Linked DNA regions of Homo sapiens: region 1 is linked to region 2. Evidence: read pairs that join two places in POLR2A ChIA-PET (ENCODE). Cell type or tissue: PC-9. All regions are shown on one strand. Each heading gives the region's core, and the rest is flanking DNA. Links, peaks and the distances in the headings are about the cores only.

Region 1 (4,540 bases), core at 245-4,244, 610 kb before region 2:
CATGTCTTTAATGATCAATGGCTAACTCCTTGTGATCATTGATGTTTTCTGAGTTTCTTTTTTAAAAATTTTGATGTGAAAGTTGTCAGAATCAAGATAGAATCACTTATGTTAAAAAAAAATAATAATAAACCTCACAAATACAGCCAAGGAAGTTCATGAAGAGAGATCTCATTCATAAGTGCCTAATAAAAACTATCACAAAAGACTGTGAAAACTGCAAACTTGCACAAAAAAAATACTTCAAGGTCATTTGCCCAGCAAGTGCTTGTGCAGTTTGCATTGGTGTCACCCTTGTTATTGATCCTCATAACCAAGGATACTTATCTCAAAACAATTATGTAATCCTCCTCATTTTTCTTTTAAAAGTATTTGTCTTCCTTTACTTCCTGAATACGCACATAGTTTATTATGGCATGTGTGTTTCCATTGCGATACCCTATTCCCAAATAAATATCATTTTCTTTTGGAGAGCCCCTCTCTGTTCTTTATTTAGATTGACATATAAATGGTGTCAGAAATGGGACCTGGAGGAAAATTACTACTAGAAGGAATAGATGATTCTTGAAATGTGTATGGAGTACTCACATGAGCCCTTCGAGCTCTCTGCTTCCATGGCTCACTTTTTCTGCCCTGATGGTCTTCTCTTAGGCAAATCCTCCCTCTTTCTGGTAGAAGATCTTAACATCATTTGGGATCTCATTTGAATAAGGCTGCTTTAATAAATGACTTTACATCCATCCTGGGATGATAAAAGACATTTTGTATTGACGGGCAAGTCTTTTCTGGTATAAAGACAAGCGTCTTTCTGGTTTGAGTACTCTGGTTTCTACAGAATTTACACCCTGTCTGTAAGGCATGTCTTTTCTGCTGAATTTACTCTTGGTTCTTCCTGTCTGCCTAATTTAATATTTTGTTTTATTCACATACCTAGGTTAAAATTTTTGTGAACACTCTTATCTTAGTTTCCTTTGGTTTGGTTACGTGCATCTGTAAATGATTTGTCTCTTTTCCCTTGCCTGTTTCTGAAAATCTTCTTAGAGCAAAATAAACATTCTAAATGGTAGATGCAGGATGGCTAAATAAAAGCAACTAGGTTGGTTGCCATCATCTTGGTCCAAACTCCTGACATTCTCTAACAGAATATACAGGATTTTATTTGCTCTTGAGAGATTAGTAAGAAATAGAATGGTATTCCTAAATATTAAGGCATGCCAAGTTTTCTGGAACTCTAGCTGGCTACATATATTGCTCATTCTCATACACATTTTTAAACTGATGGACAAATTACATTGAGAGAAATTGAGAGCTCAAATGATTAATGTTCAAATTATGGTTTTAAAACCCTGCAGCTACAGAGTTAACATGTACAGCCTTCTGAGTTCTTGTCTACTCTACTTTTTTTCTGCCTACTGTGAATATGCTGATGTTTTTGCTGGTATTGAGATAAAACTCACTGTTTATGGCATTTCAGCAAAGAGAGAGAGGGAAACAAGTCTTAAATAGCTTTCAAACCAGTTACAAACTATTACAGCTCCATAGTAATCAACAACCCAGACCTAAGAGTCATCGCCCCCCAACCTTTTTTTTTTTTTTTTTTTTGAGACAGGGTATGGCTCTGTCACCCAGGCTAGAGTGCAGCGGCCATATCATAGCTCACTGCAACCTCTAATTCCTGGACTAAAGGGATCCTCCTACCTGAATCTCCTGAGTAGCTGGGACTACAGGTCCATGCCACTGTTCCTGGCTAATTTTTTTATTATTTTTGGTAGAGACAAGGTCTCACTTTGTTGCCCAGGCTAGTCTTGAACTTCTGGGATCAAGCAATCCTCCCACCTCAGCCTGCCAAAGTGCTGGGATTACAGAAATGAGCCACTGCACCTGATCCATCCCTTTTAATGTAAATTTAGGTTTGCCTAGCTAACAATTTTTTTGGGGGATGGAAGAGTTAATTGAAGAATTGACAGTCTAAAAAAGAACTAGATAAATGCTTATACAAATTAGGCTCTTGGATAAAGCAGGTCAAAATCTTGAGCTCACAGCAATAATATAAGGTATCTCTGTTTAGCATAAAAATTGCGTTTGTCTATCATGCAGGAATCAAAAAGAAAAAGGCAGAAAAAAAACCCTTTTAAAATACTTATTTACCTGCATTGATTAGTCAAGAAAAACAGACTAGCAAACAAAAAATAGATTCAAGGCTACTTGAGAATGTTGTTTTTTTATACAATTCAGCCAGTCTCAGCTAAAATGTAAACATTGAAAACTTAACCCTAAACTCATCTGAAACTAAAAAAATGTTGGAGGGCCAGCTTTTAAAACCAAACTGGTGTGGTAACTGCTTTAGTCAGGATTTTAGTCCATAACTTTCATTACATTATCTATTGGAACAAATGAAGTTTAGCCATGTAAACAAGCTTCTTTTTTCAGAAATATAAGTTAGATCCAACTATCTTTTACAAACCAGTGAATTTGTACATATTACTAAAATTCTAAAATGAAACCGATATATTTATGTGCATATATATATGTTTATGTGTGTTTATACATATGTACATGTATTATATGTTGTGTCTACATAGTGAAATAGGGCATAGTTGGCCAAAAATTCCCTAAGGAACTCTACTTAGATTGGCTTAGATAAATGAGCACTCATATAAAATAATACTAATTAACAAATGCATTTTAGTTAATGTGACTTAAGCAAATCTTTAATAAATAAGCTGGTTTTAAAATTATTGGCAAAATCAAAATAGAAATGTCTTCAGAATTGTCAGCATACTTTTTTTCCTGGGTTTACTGATCAGACGGTTTTATATATTTGTCCTTGCTAGAAGTTTTAAGGTATCAAAATTTGACACAAAGTTTACAAAATTATAAGCCCAGCCTAAAAGAGAATGATCTTTGCTTGTGCAATTTTTTGATAAGTAACACTAATTTAATATTGTTGGCTTAATAAAAATGACTGTAGCTTCTGAGTTGTCAACAAAACACCAATGTATTTAACTTTAAAGTTCTGAGTTGGGTGAATATCTGATATTAACAGGCTATAAAAATGGTTAACAGGGATAACTTTAAATGATGACTAGCTTTGTCTAATATTTCCATTTTCACACATAATCTAGGTAAATTTTTAAAAAACAAATAAGTTAGATAATGTAAAAGAGATAAATGTTTATCAATCAACTTTTCATGTAATTTGAGATTTTAAAGTTACATTGAATTAAGCAATAGATATCCACTAAATGTCTGGGATCAAATTTCCAAAGCAAACCAAAGCTAAAACATAAATTTCTCCAGCCTGGGCAACATAGTGAGACTTCATCTCTACAAAAAAAAGAAAAAAAATTTAAGTACCTGAGCATGGTGATACATGCCTATAGTCCCATCTGCATGGGAGACCGAGGCAAGAGGATTGTTTGAACCCAAGACTTTGAGGCTGCAGTGAGCTATGATCATGTCACTACTCTCCAACCTCAGCAATAAGAGTAAGACTGTCTAAAAAAATTTTTTTTAAACCCTAAAATTGCTGAATATAAATATAAGGGTTTTTATAGAAAGACTAAATATATTTGCATTTATTAATACACGTAAAATTATGTTGTAATTATAAAATGGTTCTCATCTATAAAATACTGATATGTGACAAAGAGTTCAAAATTACTCAGGACCTTAAAGTATGCAAGATTACTAAGAGCTAAAATTCTAATTAATATATATAATTCTGTATACAAAGTGTACCAAAAAAATATGGGATGAGAAAAGTTATAAGAAAGTCATTAAAAAATGTGTTCTTATTAGAAAGAAGTAATTTTGTCTAATTCAGAGGTTATTTAAAGGTTGTTTCAAAATACAGAAACAAGACATAAAGAAACCAGTAAGTAAGAGTGAGAGATATGAAGAAAGTTATGGAGTTTAAGATGTATTTTTAGCAAGGAAGTTTTTTAAAAAGAGAACACTTTTGTATGAGGAAGAATCTTGTGTGATAAATTTTTGTCCTAAAGTAAAATGGTTATTTATGAAAGAGGAAGTACAGGACAAAGCAGAAAGTCTAAACATGTCACATAAGGTCTCAGTAGGTCATAATAAAGTTTAGGAAGGATGGATTATGAATTTATGAAAGAATTTTGTATATGATCTAATTGGCTATAATCAGAAAGGAATTATTTATGTCTTTCCAAAGGTTGCATTTGATATTAAAAATACACTAATACGAAACTAAAACTGTGGTCCTCTGTGTTACAACAACAACTTTTTTTTTTGAGACAGAGTCTCACTCTGCTGTCCAGGCTGTAGTGCAGTGGTTAGTTCTCAGCTCACTGCAACCTACGCCTCCCAGGTTCAAGGGATTCTCCTGCCTCAGCCTCCCGAGAACAACAACTTTTCTTAAAGTATTGATCTGCTCATAGTAAAGTTGCAAGAGGTTTTGATTTTAAAATCTAAAATCTGTTTCTTTTATGGCCATCTTCTAAACTGCAGACAGTTTCCATTTCTGCCACATTTCTTTCCTGAGCTCAATTTTTAATTTTCCTAGTTTCAG
Region 2 (4,145 bases), core at 1-4,000:
AGAACTAATCAAACTCAGGAAATTTAACACTTATTTGTACAATGCTCTTATCTAATACACAGTCCATATTCACATTTTGTCCGTTGTCCCAACAGTATACTTTTTTTCCCCAGTCCAGGATCATGGATTATAATATATCCATGTTGTCATATCTCTCTAGCTCCATTTAATCTGGAACAGTTCTTCAATTTTTGTTTTTGACCTTGACATTTTTGAAGCATATTGGACAGCTATTTTGTAGAATGTACCTTGATTTGGATTTGTCCAGTGTTTCCCCATGATGAGATTTGATTTTGCATTTTTGGTCTACATAACAGATTTATTATTTTAGGTTTTTCTGACCTGCTCAACATGATCGTACAGAGATTTTTATGTTCTTGTGCTAAGAGCAATGTGGAAAACTGAGTCATGAGGGTTTCTAGGATTAAGCAAAGACACCAGTCAGATAACACTAACAAATAACAGTAGTAAAATAGCACCCTAGAAAATTGGTTCATTATAGTGCCTGTTACTTCATTATTGGAATTTGTATTTTTAGTCAGTGAAAAAAAACAGACTCGGCCGGGCATGGTGGCTCATGCCTGTAATCCCAGCACTTTGGGAGGTCGAGGCGGGCGGATCACCTGAGGATGGGAGTTCAAGACCAGTCTGACCAACATGGTGAAACCCCGTCTTTACTAAAAATACAAAATTAGCCAGGCGTGGTGGCGCATTCCTGTAATCCCAGCTACTTGGGAGGCTGAGGCAGGAGAATCGCTTGAACCCAGGAGGCGGAGTTTGCTGGTGAGCCAAGATCGCGCCATTGCACTCCAGCCTGGGCAACAAGAGCGAAACTCCATCTCAAAAAAAAAAAAAAAAAACCAGGCTCAGAATTAGTAGAATTAGTACTTCTAAGTAGATATAAATTACCTGTGGCAAAATGAAAAATAATGAGGTCAGGTGCAGTGGCTCAAGCGTGTCATCCGAGGACTTTGGGAGGCTGAGGTAGGAGCATCGCTTGAGGCCACGAATTCAAGACCAGCCTCCACAACAAGAAAGATAAAAATAAAAAAATTAGTGGGCATGGTGGCACGCACCTGTAGTCTTAGCTATCTAGAAGAACTGCTTGAGCCCAGGAGCTTGAGGGTACAGTGAGCTATGATCATGCCACTGCACTCCAGCCTGGGTGACCCATCTATAAAAATTTTTTTTAAAAAATAACAGAGAAATAAAGTAATGATAGATGATCTACTCTAGAAAATATATTGAAGGAAAGCTTAAAACAAGGTTTTCATGGAGCAGACAAGAATAGGCAAAGATGGCTGGGTGCAGTGGCTCACGCCTGTAATTTCAGCACTTTGAGAGTCTGAGGTGGGTGGATCACTTGAGGTCAGGAGTTTGAGACCAGCCTGGCCAACATGGTGAAACCCCGTCTCTACTAACAATATAAAAATCAGCTGGATGTGGTTGTGGGCGCCTGTAATCCCAGCTACTCGGGAGGCTGAGGCATGAGAATCGCTTAAACCCCGGAGGTGGAGGTTGCAGTGAGCCAAGATCACACCACTGCACTCCAGCCTGGATGACAGAGTGAGACTCTGTCTCAAAAAAAAAAAAAAAAAAAGAAAAAAAGAAAAGGAAAAGAATAGCCAAAGATTTTCATTCATTTTTATTCTTAATATTGGTCAGGAAAATAAAATTGGAGTTAAAGAAACCCAGACTTTTTTCTAGGCATGAATTTGGATTTTTGTCATACCTTTAATTCTTATACCACAGAATGTCAGAAATTACGTATTTATCAGAATCTTTAGTTTTCTGCACATTAATGTTCTCTTCTTCCTAAAGGTGAGGCATCTATACTAGCTACCTTCTCTGTAACAGAAGGGAAGAAAAAAGTTCCTGTGGCTGGCTGCAGAGTCCAAAAGGGACAGTTAGAAAAACAAAAAAAATTTAAACTAACCCGTAATGGACATGTAATTTGGAAGGGTAAGCAACATCAAAATCTCCTATAATAGCATATCCAGTCACCAAGACCTGTTGACTATATAACCATCTGAAATCTGTTCATCTTTCATGCCCATAATCTCAGCTCAGGCCATTTCTTATTGCTATTGAAACCCCTAAATTGTCTGTAGTTGATGGGTTCCCTTTGCCTGAGATGTATGTTGGTTTTACCCATTCAAGTCCTGAGTACCATCCTGTCCTCAGCAAAAAGTTTATGTCTACCTTTGAAATAGGAGATTTAGGTTATTTTGTTACAAATCAAGTCTTATTCACAGCAAACTTCATTTTTGAGGGGGTTCCCCTGGTATTTAGTCCCATCATTTAACTTGACAAGACCATAAAATTTTTAAGAATTTCAGTGTAATTTCCTGGTTAACACCACATAATGTAGTATTTAGTAGGTACTTATCATTTATTGAATATACTAACCTTAAATTATCTTTTTTAAGGCTCATTAACCTCATTGAAACACCATAAAGATGACATTTCAATTGTCAAAACGGGAATGGATTGTGGTCTCAGTTTAGATGAAGACAATATGGAATTTCAAGTGGGAGACAGAATTGTTTGTTATGAAGAAAAGCAAATTCAAGCCAAGACTTCTTGGGATCCAGGATTTTAAAATTACATTAAAAATGTAAATAACTCAACGTGTTGTTTGTTTGAAGGTAGAAATGCACTACTACTGGCCAAAAAGTATCTAAGTTGTTTTACCATGTGTTCATATGCATTTGCACAAACTGTCAAAGTGCTCAGAAATAGGAAACCTTATTTAAGGATGCCTCCAACTAGAAATCCTTGAATGGAAAGACTGGCAATATGGTAAAAGTGAATTGTTATTTATACATCACCGATTTCTTTCAAGTGTATGCTTTAGTTAAGAGGCTTATCAAGTGAACCAGCTTTCCCTGAATTGAGCTCCGAAGGAAGATAGGCTACCCCAGTCCTGCTTGAAACTAAACTGTCTTTTACTGTTAACAGTACAAATAAGTAATCATTCCTTTATAGGGATCCATCCTGAACAAACATTAAATTCCCAAGCGTTGTACAACAGACAGCAAGCATTCCACTGAAACACCCAGAGACTGAGGATGCATTTTGTTTTTTTTGGAAGCAGGGTTTTGTCCAGGCTGAAATGCAATGCATAATTAATTACAACTCCTGGGCTCAAGGGATCCTTTTGTCTCAGACTTCCCAGTAGGCAGGACCATAGGAGTCAGCCTACTTTTTTTTTTTTTTTTTTTTTTTTTACAGAGATGGGGGTCTTGCTATGGTGCCCAGGCTGCTCTTGAACTCCTGGACACTCAAGTGATCCTCCCAAAGCATAGGGATTACAGGCACCCCACAACAAAGAATTACCTGGCCCCAAATGTCTGTTGTGTTGAGGTCAAGAAATGGACAGAAACACAAACTGGCTTATATTTAGACAACTTACATTAAATATAACTTCTGCCAAAGTATAGGTAGTCTAAGAATTGAAAATATCAAGACCTTTACAAGTGGTTGGCACCTGGCAGGTATACAGAACCACTGGGTCACATAATCCCCAGAGGCAACATTCACACAGCGATAGCAGTAGCACTACTAAAAGGAAATGGTGTGACCATCAATTTGGTGCTTAAAAACCATTCTTTTTACTGCAATAAAACCCAACAATAAATGTTAGTTCATGTCTTTTATTAACTCATACAGTTACTTGTCTTCTGGTTTGTTGAAACAGTAAGTCAGACAACATTTGCCACAATAATGTCTGTCAAAGTGACTTGCCATAAACACCCCAGCACCACATTCATCAGAAGGGCACTCTCGACGAAGGCGACTAATTTTGCCATTCTCATCCACCTGAAAAGCACAAACCTGCTGTTAAGATAATTTTACAACACATTCTGAAGTCTAATTTAAGTGACTCAAAATATTTAAGCTTTTAACTGTGTAATACTGGTGGTTTTGGTGCTTACAAACCAAAGCACCCTAAATTCTCACCAGTTATCATTGCTACAATGAAAACATTCAGAAGTCTTGGGACTTTTGAACACTAAAGGCCAGCTTTGCAAGTGGTAGACAAAGGTAAAGACCTGAACCCAAACCCGACTTTAAACTCAGAACCCTATTACATAACTGATTTCAAATACCAAACAGGAAAAACCCCAGAAAGTCTGAATTTC

What was found. ChIA-PET counts read pairs that join two places held together with the same protein. Peaks named below come from ENCODE experiments on the same cell type or tissue, not always from the same donor. Only the 100,000 strongest peaks of a DNase experiment are listed, where the experiment ranks them.
Region 1: POLR2A ChIA-PET joins it to region 2 with 8 read pairs; 2 of 35 experiments call an interaction of 5 or more read pairs at or near these places.

Annotation. Positions count from the first base shown.
Region 1 is chr2:55,848,676-55,853,215 of GRCh38, reverse strand. All of the region lies in intron 2 of LOC112268416 (a long non-coding RNA gene), which reads right to left. Among named protein-coding and RNA genes, the nearest start is that of EFEMP1, 73 kb to the left of the region's middle. In PC-9, for the core only: no CTCF peak of the experiment used is centred there; no DNase peak of the experiment used is centred there.
Region 2 is chr2:55,235,105-55,239,249 of GRCh38, reverse strand. It overlaps RPS27A (ribosomal protein S27a), which reads right to left. Exons shown (of 6, transcript NM_002954.6): 6 at 3,397-3,822. The coding sequence ends at 3,673. It overlaps MTIF2 (mitochondrial translational initiation factor 2), which reads left to right. Exons shown (of 16, transcript NM_002453.3): 15 at 1,822-1,962; 16 at 2,430-2,655. The coding sequence ends at 2,602. Among named protein-coding and RNA genes, the nearest start is that of RPS27A, 4.5 kb to the right of the region's middle. In PC-9, for the core only: no CTCF peak of the experiment used is centred there; no DNase peak of the experiment used is centred there; H3K4me3 peaks cover 17 bases; H3K27ac peaks cover 2,216 bases.